Regions from separate parts of the Homo sapiens genome. Here region 1 is linked to region 2. The links are chromatin contacts, found by Hi-C in ENCODE. All regions are on one chromosome and are shown on one strand. The core of a region is the stretch at or near the end of the contact, and the rest is flanking DNA. Distances in the headings are between cores, read along the strand shown.

The links. Hi-C counts contacts between places; a loop is a spot of excess contacts on that map. Pooled maps may share reads with other maps.
Region 1: a loop to region 2 is called in a map of gastrocnemius medialis, with 4 times the contacts of the local background. The contact joins the promoter of FAM53C here to the enhancer-like site in region 2. A Hi-C loop is called at or near these places in 2 of 168 maps with a recorded cell type or tissue (ascending aorta and gastrocnemius medialis) and 1 of 50 pooled maps.

The regions. Positions count from the first base shown.
Region 1 is chr5:138,334,727-138,339,999 of GRCh38, forward strand. It overlaps FAM53C (family with sequence similarity 53 member C), which reads left to right and starts at 3,540. Exons shown (of 5, transcript NM_016605.3): 1 at 3,540-3,581. It overlaps LOC100128966 (a long non-coding RNA gene), which reads left to right. Exons shown (of 4, transcript NR_146628.1): 3 at 659-759; 4 at 2,148-2,420. It also overlaps a transcript of CDC25C not described here. RefSeq lists enhancers at 2,690-2,769, 2,940-3,419 and silencers at 3,500-3,849, 3,900-3,989.
Region 2 is chr5:137,621,562-137,627,660 of GRCh38, forward strand. It overlaps KLHL3 (kelch like family member 3), which reads right to left. Exons shown (of 15, transcript NM_017415.3): 14 at 4,192-4,335; 15 at 1-565. The coding sequence ends at 537. Among named protein-coding and RNA genes, the nearest start is that of MIR874, 23 kb to the right of the region's middle. RefSeq lists an enhancer at 1,358-1,407. Within about 2 kb of position 1,395, at least 17 of the 41 ENCODE cell types and tissues checked have a DNase peak (open chromatin) inside an H3K27ac peak, as active enhancers do; they include ascending aorta and gastrocnemius medialis, where a contact is called at or near this core.

The sequences.
Region 1 (5,273 bases), core at 2,290-4,789, 720 kb after region 2:
TTCCAGCTGGCTTAGCTAATTGCAACATACTTAGCTAATTACATGTAAGTTTACATGCATACATACAAACTGTGAAATGGTAGAATTATTTTAAAGGGAAGTCAAATATTGTCTTTTATATCTTGATTTATGAGGGTGTTGGAATATATCTAAGTTATCCTTCCCAGAAGAAAGAATATTAGGGAGGTGGGAAGTTTGGTGTTTAATCTGATTTGAAGATTTACTTTTTCTGTTGGATTGAGGGCATTGATCCTATGTCATCCTTGGGGAATCCCTATCTAGGCTCCTGATTCACTGTGATAAGCAGTGAGCTGTGTTCCTTCACCTTGACCTCAGTCTGACTCATACATGTTGTTGCCAGGGCACAGTGACAGCCCGGGCTTCACCCTGAAACACCAAACAAGAACAGGAGGTACAGCCATCACTCCTGGGATGCCCAGATCAGGCAGTGGAGAAGAGCCCTGCATTCCTGGGATCCTCCCAGCCAGCCTCTGCAGGGCAGAGGGGCTGAGGGGTGTGTTTTCTATTCCTGGTTCTTTTTATGACTGGTAGGCTTAGCCCTACTTCTCCCCACTTTGCAGAGGTTTAGCTTTCACTGGGTGAAAAGGGAAGGTCTGAATCGAGTGCATGTTCCTCCAACTCGGCTGTTCCTTCCTAGGCAGGGAATGAAGAGTCTTAGAACCAATGGATTCCACTCCTTTGGATGACCTCCTGGATGACTGGCTCCAGGCCCTGGAGCCCTCAGAATATGGATGGAGAGTATCCTTTGCTGAAACCCACTGGAGCAGGGTCACAGATGGGGTTTGGCCCATGAGGGCATAATTAAGATGCAGTTCAAAGCAGTGGCTCAAGAACAAAAGACTAAAAAGGGGGCAGCAGGGAAAGAGCAGGACATGAGTAAAAAATCCTTGGGAACTAAAAGTGGAATAAGGAGATTTAATTATGGGTAGGAGTGTTGGGCTGCACTGGGAGGCCATTTTATAGATGACGAAAGGGGATGTAACCTTCCTTTGAAATGAGGCCTGAAACTTGACTTGCAGGGTTTTTTTTTTTGTTTTGTTTTTTTTGTTTTGTTTTGGGTCTCAGTTTCTTTCAATGTTTTGCAAATGAGCCAATGCCTACTTTTAACTCAACCATTTAATTCATAATAATTAAATTATTAATTTAATTAATAATAAAAAGGTGAACAGCTTAGTGGTGAAAAGCAAGGGCTTTTAGACTGCTTTTTGAGAGTACCTTTGCCTACCATGTGGGCAGTCACTTAACTTCTTGGGCTGTTTCATTTGTCAAAGAGAAGGTTTTGTTTCATTTGATGATTGTAAGAAAAAATGAGAATATATATCAAAGTATGTAGGTCAAGTGTGGTGGTTCACACCTGGAATCCCAGCACTTCGTTTTTTGTTCATTTGTTTTTTTTTTTTTTTGAGACAGAGTCTCATTCTGTTGCCCAGGCTGGAGTGCAGTGGCACAATCTCGGCTCACTGCAATCTCTGCCTCCCCGGTTCAAGCGATTCTCCTGCCTCAGCCTCCCGAGTAGCTGGGATTACAGATGGGCGCCACAATGCCCAGCTAATTTTTGTATTTTTTAGTAGAGACGGGGTTTCACTTTGTTGCCAGGCTGGTCTCGAACTCCTGACCTCAGGTGATCCGTCTGCCTCAGCCTCCCAAAGTGCTAGGATTACAGGTGTGAGACACCACGCCAATCCCAGCACTTTGTGAGGCCAAGATGGGAAGATTGTTTGAGGCCAGGAGTTTGAGACTACCCTGGGCAACATAGCAAGACGCCTCTCTCTACAAAAATAGAAATAAATATGCTGGGCATGGTGGCACACCCCTGTAGTTCTAGCTATTCAGGAGGCTGAGATGGAAAGGATTGCTTGAGCCCAGAAGTTCAAGGCTGCAGTGAGCTGTGATCGCCTCAGTGCACTCCAGCCTGAGCAACAGCAAGACCCTGTTTTTACAAAAAAAAAAAAATGTAGCATGGTGTCTGGTACATAAGAGCAATTATTGGAAACCATGTGTCCCCTACTTCATGGCCCCTAACTCTGCTCCTTTTGCCAAGGGGAAATAAGCAGTGCAAGGTAAATCTTTCCACCCCTATTTTCTCAGTTAGTACTGTACCTCATTTTTCCTCTACTCTTTTTCAGTTTGTAGACTTGGTGGCTCCTGCCTCCTCCCCTCCCTGGCTCAGTGAGGACGACCCCCGCCACTGGCTCTACTTTCCAGCTGATCACAGCTATTTACCTGTCCCAGTCTTGAGTAAGGCACAAAATATTTACAGAAAACAGATGTCTTTCAGAGGACTTGCTGCTAAGTGTAATAGTGAAGATTACTTGCATTACTGCTACTTTCCAATCAATTAAAAAAAAGAAATAGAAAACTTTGTATTACAAAGAGATCACAACACGAACGCATTGTTTAAAGCCTCTCCTTTATCCACTTTTTTGCTTGTCTCCCTAAACCATCTGTGATGCTAGCTGAGACTCGAATTTACATAAGAGCCAGAAACCATCAACCCAACCTCTTCACACACTAACGTCTACATTCAATCTCTTTAAAAAAGACTTAAATTTTGGCTCATGTGGGAGGTGGTGGTAGTGGTGGAGACTTAATAAAAGGTGGTTTTGTCTTCCTGAAGTGGAAATATAGCGCCGTCAACATCTTTTCCCCATCTGCCTGTTTCCTCCTTCCCTTTCTGTTTAAGGAAAGTCTAACCACCGCACTTCTCCCCACCTCCCCGCACCTCCCCCCAGGCAAACGCAAGCAACTGAACCGCCTATGATGTCATAATCACAATCCCATTACCTCATCCTGCTGGGGGGGAGGGGGCGGAGAGAGAAGAGAGGGAGTGAACAGCCCTGGGCTATCCTGAGCTTTACAAAGTGTTCTGGGTGAGGGCAAATTACAGAACCAAGTGGAAACGTCCCCGCAACCATTATAAGTCCTGGGTTTTTAAGGTTCAGGCCGATCCGGCAGCTGCAAGAGGGGCTCCTGGGACTCCGAGCAGGCCCTAATCCGCGCTTGGACCACACTTCCCAGCAGCCTTCACGCCGCGGACGGGTCCTTTGCTGGGGGAAGGGGGATTCCTTCGAAGAGGTGGTCGTGGAGGGCGGGGCAGCAGAGCAGGTGAGGGGCACTGTGGCTAATTGCGTGACGCGGCCCGAACCGAGTGGGAGGCTGCAGTTGGGCCGTTGGAGGGAGGGAGGGCAGGGGCGATGCCTTTGTTTACCTTCTTCCGACATGGCCTCCCCCGCGGGTTTCAAGATGTGCCTCCAACTGGGGCCGTCCACTTTCTGCGATATTTTGGAGGGGGTGACTCGTTAGTGAGGAAACCACCCCCATCCCTAAATCAAAGCGCCAGGCTCGTTCCCAACAGCGCTGTCCGAGAGACACTTTGAGAGAGACACGACACGGAGCTGCGCCCTCCATGGGTGGCTTGGGGGGATTCTGCGAGCCGGAGCTGTCCCCCTACTCTCCTCAGGGACTCGTTGGTTCGCGCCAGCGCCTTTTAAGGGCACCGTGGGGCGAACCGAGCGCTCAGAGCTGCTCCGGCCGCGGCCCTGGGAGCTGGAGGAACCGCGGTAGGTGGTGGAGGGCAGGTGGCGCTGGGGCCTCGGGGCGGGCACCTCAACCGTCCCTCCCTCCTTCCCTCTTTCCCCTCCCCCAGCCCGACCGCCCGCGCGGCCGGGCCTCGCTGGCCGCCTCTGCGGGGAGAGCACGGGACCCGGTGGGGGAGGGGGTGGCGGAGTGCTAAGTCCCAGACCCTCCCCATCCCCTGCGTCCTGAGTTCGCTTCCCGCGGCCAGATGATGGAACCTAGTGGGAAGAGGCGAACGACAGCCCCCCTGAGCGAGCCCTGGCGCACCCCCCCCCCCGCCCCGGGGACCAGCGGACGCCCCATGCCCCACCCCGCGGGGACAGGCAGGGCAACAGAGGGAGAGGTTGAAGATTGGAGGGGCCTAGCCTTTTGCTTCTTCATGGGGGTGGGGGGAGGGGTGTTCCCCACTTGTCACCCCTTTCCCCACCAGAACCATATGGAAGAAGAGCAGGCAGATCTCCACCTACCTGTTCATGCAGCTCCCTGCCTTCCTCATGTTTTTCTTCAGTCTCCCCAGGAGGTGTGGGGCTGGGACCTGAGGGGAAGGTCCCCAAAGGGTTTGTGACTCTCCTCCCTGTTGGCCTGACCTGATCCTACCTTGTCTTGGTACAGCACAACCTCAGCATCCCTGAAACAGGAGTGTCAGGGGTTACTGCCATCCAATAGGAGATGGGGTGGGGGTCTGATCTTTATTTTTGGGGGCTGCTGGTGGAGGGAAAGCCTGGACTGAGAGTTAGGTCTGGTGGGGTTGCTGAGAGGGCCTAGCGGCCTGCTGCTCTGTGAAGGGCTGAGCCCCGTGCCAGTTGTTAAACTGAGAAGTTTTAACTTGTTTAGTGAATATTCAGGGCTGTCTCTACCCTTCAGATACACAAAATGGAAGGGGAAGGAAGGCGGCAAGAGAGGGCTTCTTACACTTTTTTCAATGCCTGCTTGAGAAAGAGGAGGCCCCTCGCGGAGCTGGTTTGCCTTCTTTTGTGTCCTGGTTTGATTCCTTATGGCTTCCGTTCTGTTCCCCCTCGCAGCCTGGCCTGTTTTAGGAAACTCAGGCTGAGAGTATCAGTTGCGTGGTGGTAGTTGCATTGTTCCAATTACCACTGTGTGTGGCCACATCCCAACAATTAAAATGCAGAAAAACACAAATTCACTGTCTTGACTTGATCCTAGAGGTGGCTGGGAGTTTGCTGTTTGTCCAAATGCCTCATGAAAAGCTGGAGAGTTTGCTTCATTCCCTGCTCCTCATAGCTGGTTAGCCTGAGGCCTGGGGTCTCTAGGGTAAAATCCTGCACTTAGGTTCCCTCTCTGGTTGATCTTTGAGGGCAGCAGAGTTAAGAAACCAAGAGCAGAAGTGATATAAGCTTTAGCTTCTCCCGTAAGAATATAGGGGAAGCAGCTGAAGAGAGCTCCCCGGAAGCTAGAATTTTGTTCAGGGTGGTAATAATTATGCATGAAAATGATAGTTAACTGTAATGATGATTGACTTCTCTTGCACCTTTCTTCCAGAGAACTCCAGGTACATCCAGGTTTATCTCTTTGCTCTTCCTTGTGCCCTCCTTCTAAGGTGTGAGTGGGGTAGAGATAATTCCTCTTTTTTGTAGAGTGATCTGCCCCCAAGGTCACAGAAGGAAGAGCCCTCTTGGGCTTTTCTTAGTGTGCAGGTGAGGGAGGATGGTATTCAG
Region 2 (6,099 bases), core at 145-2,644:
TCACTGGTTATTTCTGGACATTCCCAGACTGTCCAACTGGACCTTCAGAAGAAAGCAGCTTTAGTAGTCTCAGGGTCCCCATGGGACAAATCCAGAAGAGAGGTCTCTGTGACTTGATTTTTAACACAGCGAAAGGATCAGTAGTAAAGAAATCCAGTAGACTGTCACACACGCTCACCCCCCAACTTAGAGAAACATAGAGAAACACCATGGTCTACACACACACACACACACACACACACTCCAGGGTCTGTATTGTCCCTGTAGAAACACCAAAACAAAGCCCAAAGGTGCTGCCTGGGGATGTCAAGACCCCCCTTGCTCAGGGCATAGGCCAGAGCACCTCAGGGGAACGGGGGTGGGTAATGGTGTCCACACTGCGATGAACAACACCAGTCTGCCAAGTCAGAGGAGAGCGGTTCTCACAGCAGCACAGACCCTCCCAAGCAAGTTGAATCCAGTCACCAAGGTCCTGCTGTTCAGAGTCACAGGCAGCACCTGCTCCTTCCTCCACCTCCTGGCAGTAGGAGTTTGGGTCACAAGGACTTGTGAATCACGGCAACACCTAATAAGAAAGGGGGAGAAAGTTATCATCTTAGCTTCTCCAAAATTACTCAGAGTCCCAGTGAGTTCATGAATCCAAGATATCCTGAGTCACAGCCAAGGGAAATGTGTGCAATTTTTATCCTAATATTGAAGTGGACTCAGGCTGCTAGCAGCTGGCTGTTCCCCACTCCAACAGCCAAGTCCTGGCAAGACACTTGAACCTACGAGCACAGTCCCTCAAACACCACTGACTAGTGGCCTCACCCTGTGTCATCACATGGACTCACTGTGGTGACTCCCATCCCCAGCCCTAGCACCCAGCCCAACAATGCTCAGCGCCCAGGGGCAGCTATGCAGTTCTAAATTTGAATCACTGTAAGAGAAGCAATGGGTGATTCATCTCTACTTTTAGAAGACACTGGAATGAAGCGGAAAGTACAGCAGGCTGCCTTCATGGGAGCAAGAAAGACTGAATTCCATTCCTAGCTCTGCCACCAGTCAACCTGCACTATGGCCTTTGGCAAGTTCTTTGACCTCTTTAGGCTCAGTTCCCACACAAATGTCATCTAAGAGACCCTGCCAGTGTGACAATCTCGACTTTGATAAATGCTCCAGACATGTATGCTATGTTACTGTTTTAGTCCGAGTGAACCATGCTCAGCACCTAACTATAAATCCACGCATGACCCAAAATCTCACTGTAAGGGACTGAGGCTACATGGCAGATATTACAGGTTGATTCCGTCAACATCCTTCCTACTTGCTATCCTCGACTACAGCCACCAGCAAGTTGCAAGCTCAGGTTCCCAGACTGCCTGGCAGCTAGATGTGCCACGTGACCCAGTGCTGGCCACTAAGACTGTAAAGGCAAGTGTGCCAGTGTTGCAACGCTGGCTTTGTTCTTGTTGTGACTGGAATGCTCACGCAAGGCCAAGGGGAGGCAGCAGCCCTTGATAAAGCTGGCAGAATAGAAAAGAGAAGAGAAACCTGGTTCTGTCAGTCTGAGCCCCCAGGCCAACCTTGGATTTCTTTCTACTTGAGACAAATACACTCACTTCCTTATTTAGGAAAGTATCTGTCAGGGTTTCTGGTGCCTGTTGCTAAATGAAATCCTAACTTACAGGTGTTTACAGGCAGGATATTACTGCAGCCTTATTTTAACATAGTCCCACAACTATGAAATGTTCTGATTGAAGATGAGATTGAGAGAACATGGCTAAAATCAAGCCAGGATACCCCACTGGAGATATTCTGCTAAGACATCTATTTCCTGTTTATTCCTGGCTAAAGGTGCAGACACAGAAGCTTCAAGGCAGGCAGAACCTGAGTCCAGGTGCCTGGTCTTGACAGCATCTTACTTGAATCTCAGACATCTCTTTCAGAAGGTAGCTTTTTTTTCTTGAAAGCAGGCTCCTGTGTTGCTTTTTCATATAACCTTTATCTTAATAATAAAAGTAATATATTCTCATTATGGGAAATCTGGAAAATGCAGAACACAAAGAAAAAATCTTTAATCCCTTCACACAAAGAAAACCACCACTGTCTTTTTGGAATACTTTCTAGCATCTAACAATAATCACAATCATTTACTGCATGGTGTCTAATGCCAGGCAGGCATTGTGCTTAGCTCTTCACAAGTATTACTGCATTTCATTCTCACAGCACCCTAAAAGGCTTAGTCTAATTTTATTCCCATTTTACAAATAAGACAACAGGGGTTCAGTATGATAGAATACCTGGCCCGGAGACCCAGGGCTAGTGGCAGAGCTGGGATTCAAATTCATATCTGACTCCAATATCCATCTGTAGAAGAAGCAGCAGCTATTCAACCCCCACTCCCACTACCACCAATACAGGACTATATGCGTGAGTTCACAAGGTTCATACAACTTTGCATCCTTTTTTAACCTAACAGGCTATTACAAATGTTTTCTCATAACATTAAAAATCCATAAACTATATAAATATCCCATAGATTATTAGCTATTTCCCTCATGTCAGACATTAAGTAATTCTCAGTTTTTTGCTATTACAAGTAAGGCCCCAATAAATTTGTCCATAAATCTTTGTATTTTGGAGCATTTCCTTAGACTTTAAGATAATAGACTCAGTAAGTGGGTTTGAACATAAAATTGCAGGTTTGCTTGTCTCCTTCCTACCTACTTCTGGAGAGGGCAGACAATGAAGAAAGGGACATGAAATATTCAGCATATATATGAAATTCTAACCACCCACACTTAACTCTTCCCCTCTCATTAAGGCACACATGGAGTCAAGGGAAGATTCCTCACTTGTCTCACTCATCCCAGAACAGAATTACTCCAGGACCAAACTTCTTCTAAAATGTTTTATACTTAGCCAAGAAAAGTATTACAAGGTGAAAAAAACTCTAAAGGAAGAAAAAAGTTAAAGTTCATTACAACAGAAGTCTTATGTTGAAAGAATGTGCTGCAAACTCCTTCAAATTTGCACAGCACAATCTTCCTCTGCAGTCAAACAAGATGGAATGACTGACCTTTATAATGCAAAATGGGAATCGGAAGAATATTCCTGGAGTCGTGGTATGGATTAAAAGAGATAATGACTATAAAATACTTTGGATAATGCCTGGTATGTTCTGTGCATGCTGGATCAATAATGTTATCTCTATTCCAGGTTCTGGAAAACCAGATACAAGGAACTGAACTACACCATGGATATATATTTGCTCATCTCCCCATGGACCCAACCTTAGTAGTACCAACTCTGATGCCACCCCTGCCCCTGCTACTCACCAAACCCCTCACACACACTCCCCAAGAAGCTTCCACACCCGCCTGGTGCCTTACTCTAAGGCTTACCCTGAGCTGGGGTAGCACAAAGGGCATGGACTTAGAACTCTGGGTTTGAACTCTGACTTTGCCATTTATTAGCTGTGTGGCCTTCAGCAAGTTACTTAAACTCTCCAAACCTGTTATATCATCCATAAAATAGACGGATAGAGTCCCATTCAGCCCAAGGGTTGTTGAAAAGATGAGAACAAATGCACACTCTGTTCCTAACACACTGCCCCATGGCACGGGGCCAGCCACGCAGTAAAGGACAGCTATTTGTGTGATTGTGATCCACCCTCAAAGTTTAATTGAGCCTATCTCCTCCAGGAAGGGTTCCCTGGCTTTGCCAGTTCTCACCAGTCTTTCATGTGCTAAAACCTGTCTAGCGTATGTCATTTAGAACTTGTATATGCATCATCTTGTCTTCCCAGTTGTCCAATTCGACCCTGGACAACAACAATCGCATCTTATGCCATCTAGGAGCCTGGCACAAAGTAAACCAGGAATGGCAATGAAATTCTAAAATCACTTGTGACAACTCAGTTCAGTTGGAAGTGGTTCGATGGAATGAATGTTATAAATTCTGAGGCTATCTTCAGGTTCACAGGGTTCGGGCAGGGGCAGGGGTTAATAAGTGCTAATTATCAATATCTGTCATGAGTGCAGAATGAAGGAGTGGTGGCCATGTAACAATTACCTGTCATCCCTGGAGGAGGCACTCAGGCCCAAGTTAAGCAAGCTCACATCCCCTCATCCCACTGGCCCACCCAACCCTCATTCCCCCAGTGTGTTGGAGGCCTCTCGGATGGGCATGGAGATGGCACACACTGACCTGCATAGCTCCGCCCCGTGCTCATGTTCGTTGGAAGCAGCGTCCATTTGTCAGTGACAGGATTGTAGTACTCCACCGAAGCCAAGTTGCAGGATCCATCATCCCCTCCAACCACATACAGGAGCCCATTTACTGCACAGACCCCTGTGAGTCAAACAAAAGCCATGGGAGACATCACAGCAGGTGCACTAAGAGATCAGAATTGATCAAGAGACAAATCTGGATAGCCTGGGAGGCTCTTTTCCTCCCTTCATGGCAATACAACAGAGATTTGGCTCCACAGGTTTGAGTTTGCTAAGTGAAAGAAAATATTGACAACAGCCACTGGGCTCCAAGGATCCTTCTTCCTAACAGGATCATTTCTCTGACCAGGGAGTTTTGATTACTTATAACGTGTATGCCCCCCGCCACACACATACCTATACTATAAGTATGTAGAGCATATGGGCACAGACCCCTCTTTAATGGAAAGGTGTATACAGACCTCCTGTGCCAGGCCTGAGCTAGGGAATAAGACAATTCAGGGGACTTCATGCATGCTACTCCTTCTCTGCTGCTAAGTTTTTCCCTGATAAGCCCTATGTTATATTCACACTGTGTGATGCTGATGGTTATGTCTCTAATCCCTTTACAAGACTGGGTCTACATTCACACACAACTCCCAGGGATGCAGAACAGCTCCTACTCTGATCTCAAAGGGAGATGGATTTTGGGCAAGGTCTCATACAGCAGGGTCTAAGGCATAGGAAAATGTAATGAATTATTGCTCATTAAGACTTTCAAAGGCCACAGTCCAATATGTTGTGTATTTTTTCAAAATTAGATTAAGGGATTGGTGATACTCTAAAAAGTAGTAATTATCAGTGTTGCTGAAGGTACTCTCAAATACTGGTGAGACGAAAAAATGGACACCCTCCTGGATGGCGTCTAAAATACATGTGCTTCCTCTGATTAAAAAATTCTACTTCTGGCCAGGCACAGTGGCTCACACCTGTAATCCCAGCACTTTGGGAGGCCAAGGCAGATGGATCACTTGAGCCCAGGAGTTCAAGACCAACCTGGGCAACATGGTGAAACCCTGTCTCTACAAAAAATACAGAAATTAGCCAGGCGTGATGGCGCATAACTGTGGTCCCACCTACTCAGGAGGCTGAGGTGGGAGGATCTCTTGAGCCCAGGAGGCAGAGTTGCAGAGCCAAGATTATGCCACTACAATCTAGCCTGAGAGAGCGAGATCCTGTCTCAAAAAAAAAAAAATCCATTTCTGGCCTTTTATTCTAAAGAAATAATTTTAAATGTGTGTACTAATTTAGCTATAAAGACCATTTATAATCACTCAAGTATTACTTATAGGATAGAAAAGATGGAAATAACCTGTGTCCAATAGTAGATTGGTTGTTTAAATTATGATATAGTCATTTAAAATAATATCATATAAATAAGTTTAGTGTTGTAATAAGACGTTCATGAGAGATTGTAAAGTGAGTTTTTTTAAAAAACAGGTTATAAAATAGTGTTATAGTGTAATTCCATTTTTGTTATTAAAAAATAGAAATATCTATGTATGAATTTTATACAAACACACATTTACATCTAAACTGAATTCCCAGGTTCTAGATAGACTAGCTGCCTTAAGGGTCCTGTAATTCTTTGCTCATGTGGCTTAAAGCCAAATGAGAACTTGGCAGCAGGCTTAGGCAATGAGTAAATTAGTAAATATCACCACCCCCCCCCCCGGTTTACACTTCCAAGTCAGCCACGAATGGGCTTAGCAAACAGGTAATATGAGAATAATGAAAATGGATCTGCCTGAAAGTCACCTGTGTGTCCTTCCAGCCTGGGAAGTTGGGCTAAGCCAACACTTTCCTAAAGCAAAGAGGCATAAAGGATATACTGACACAGTACACG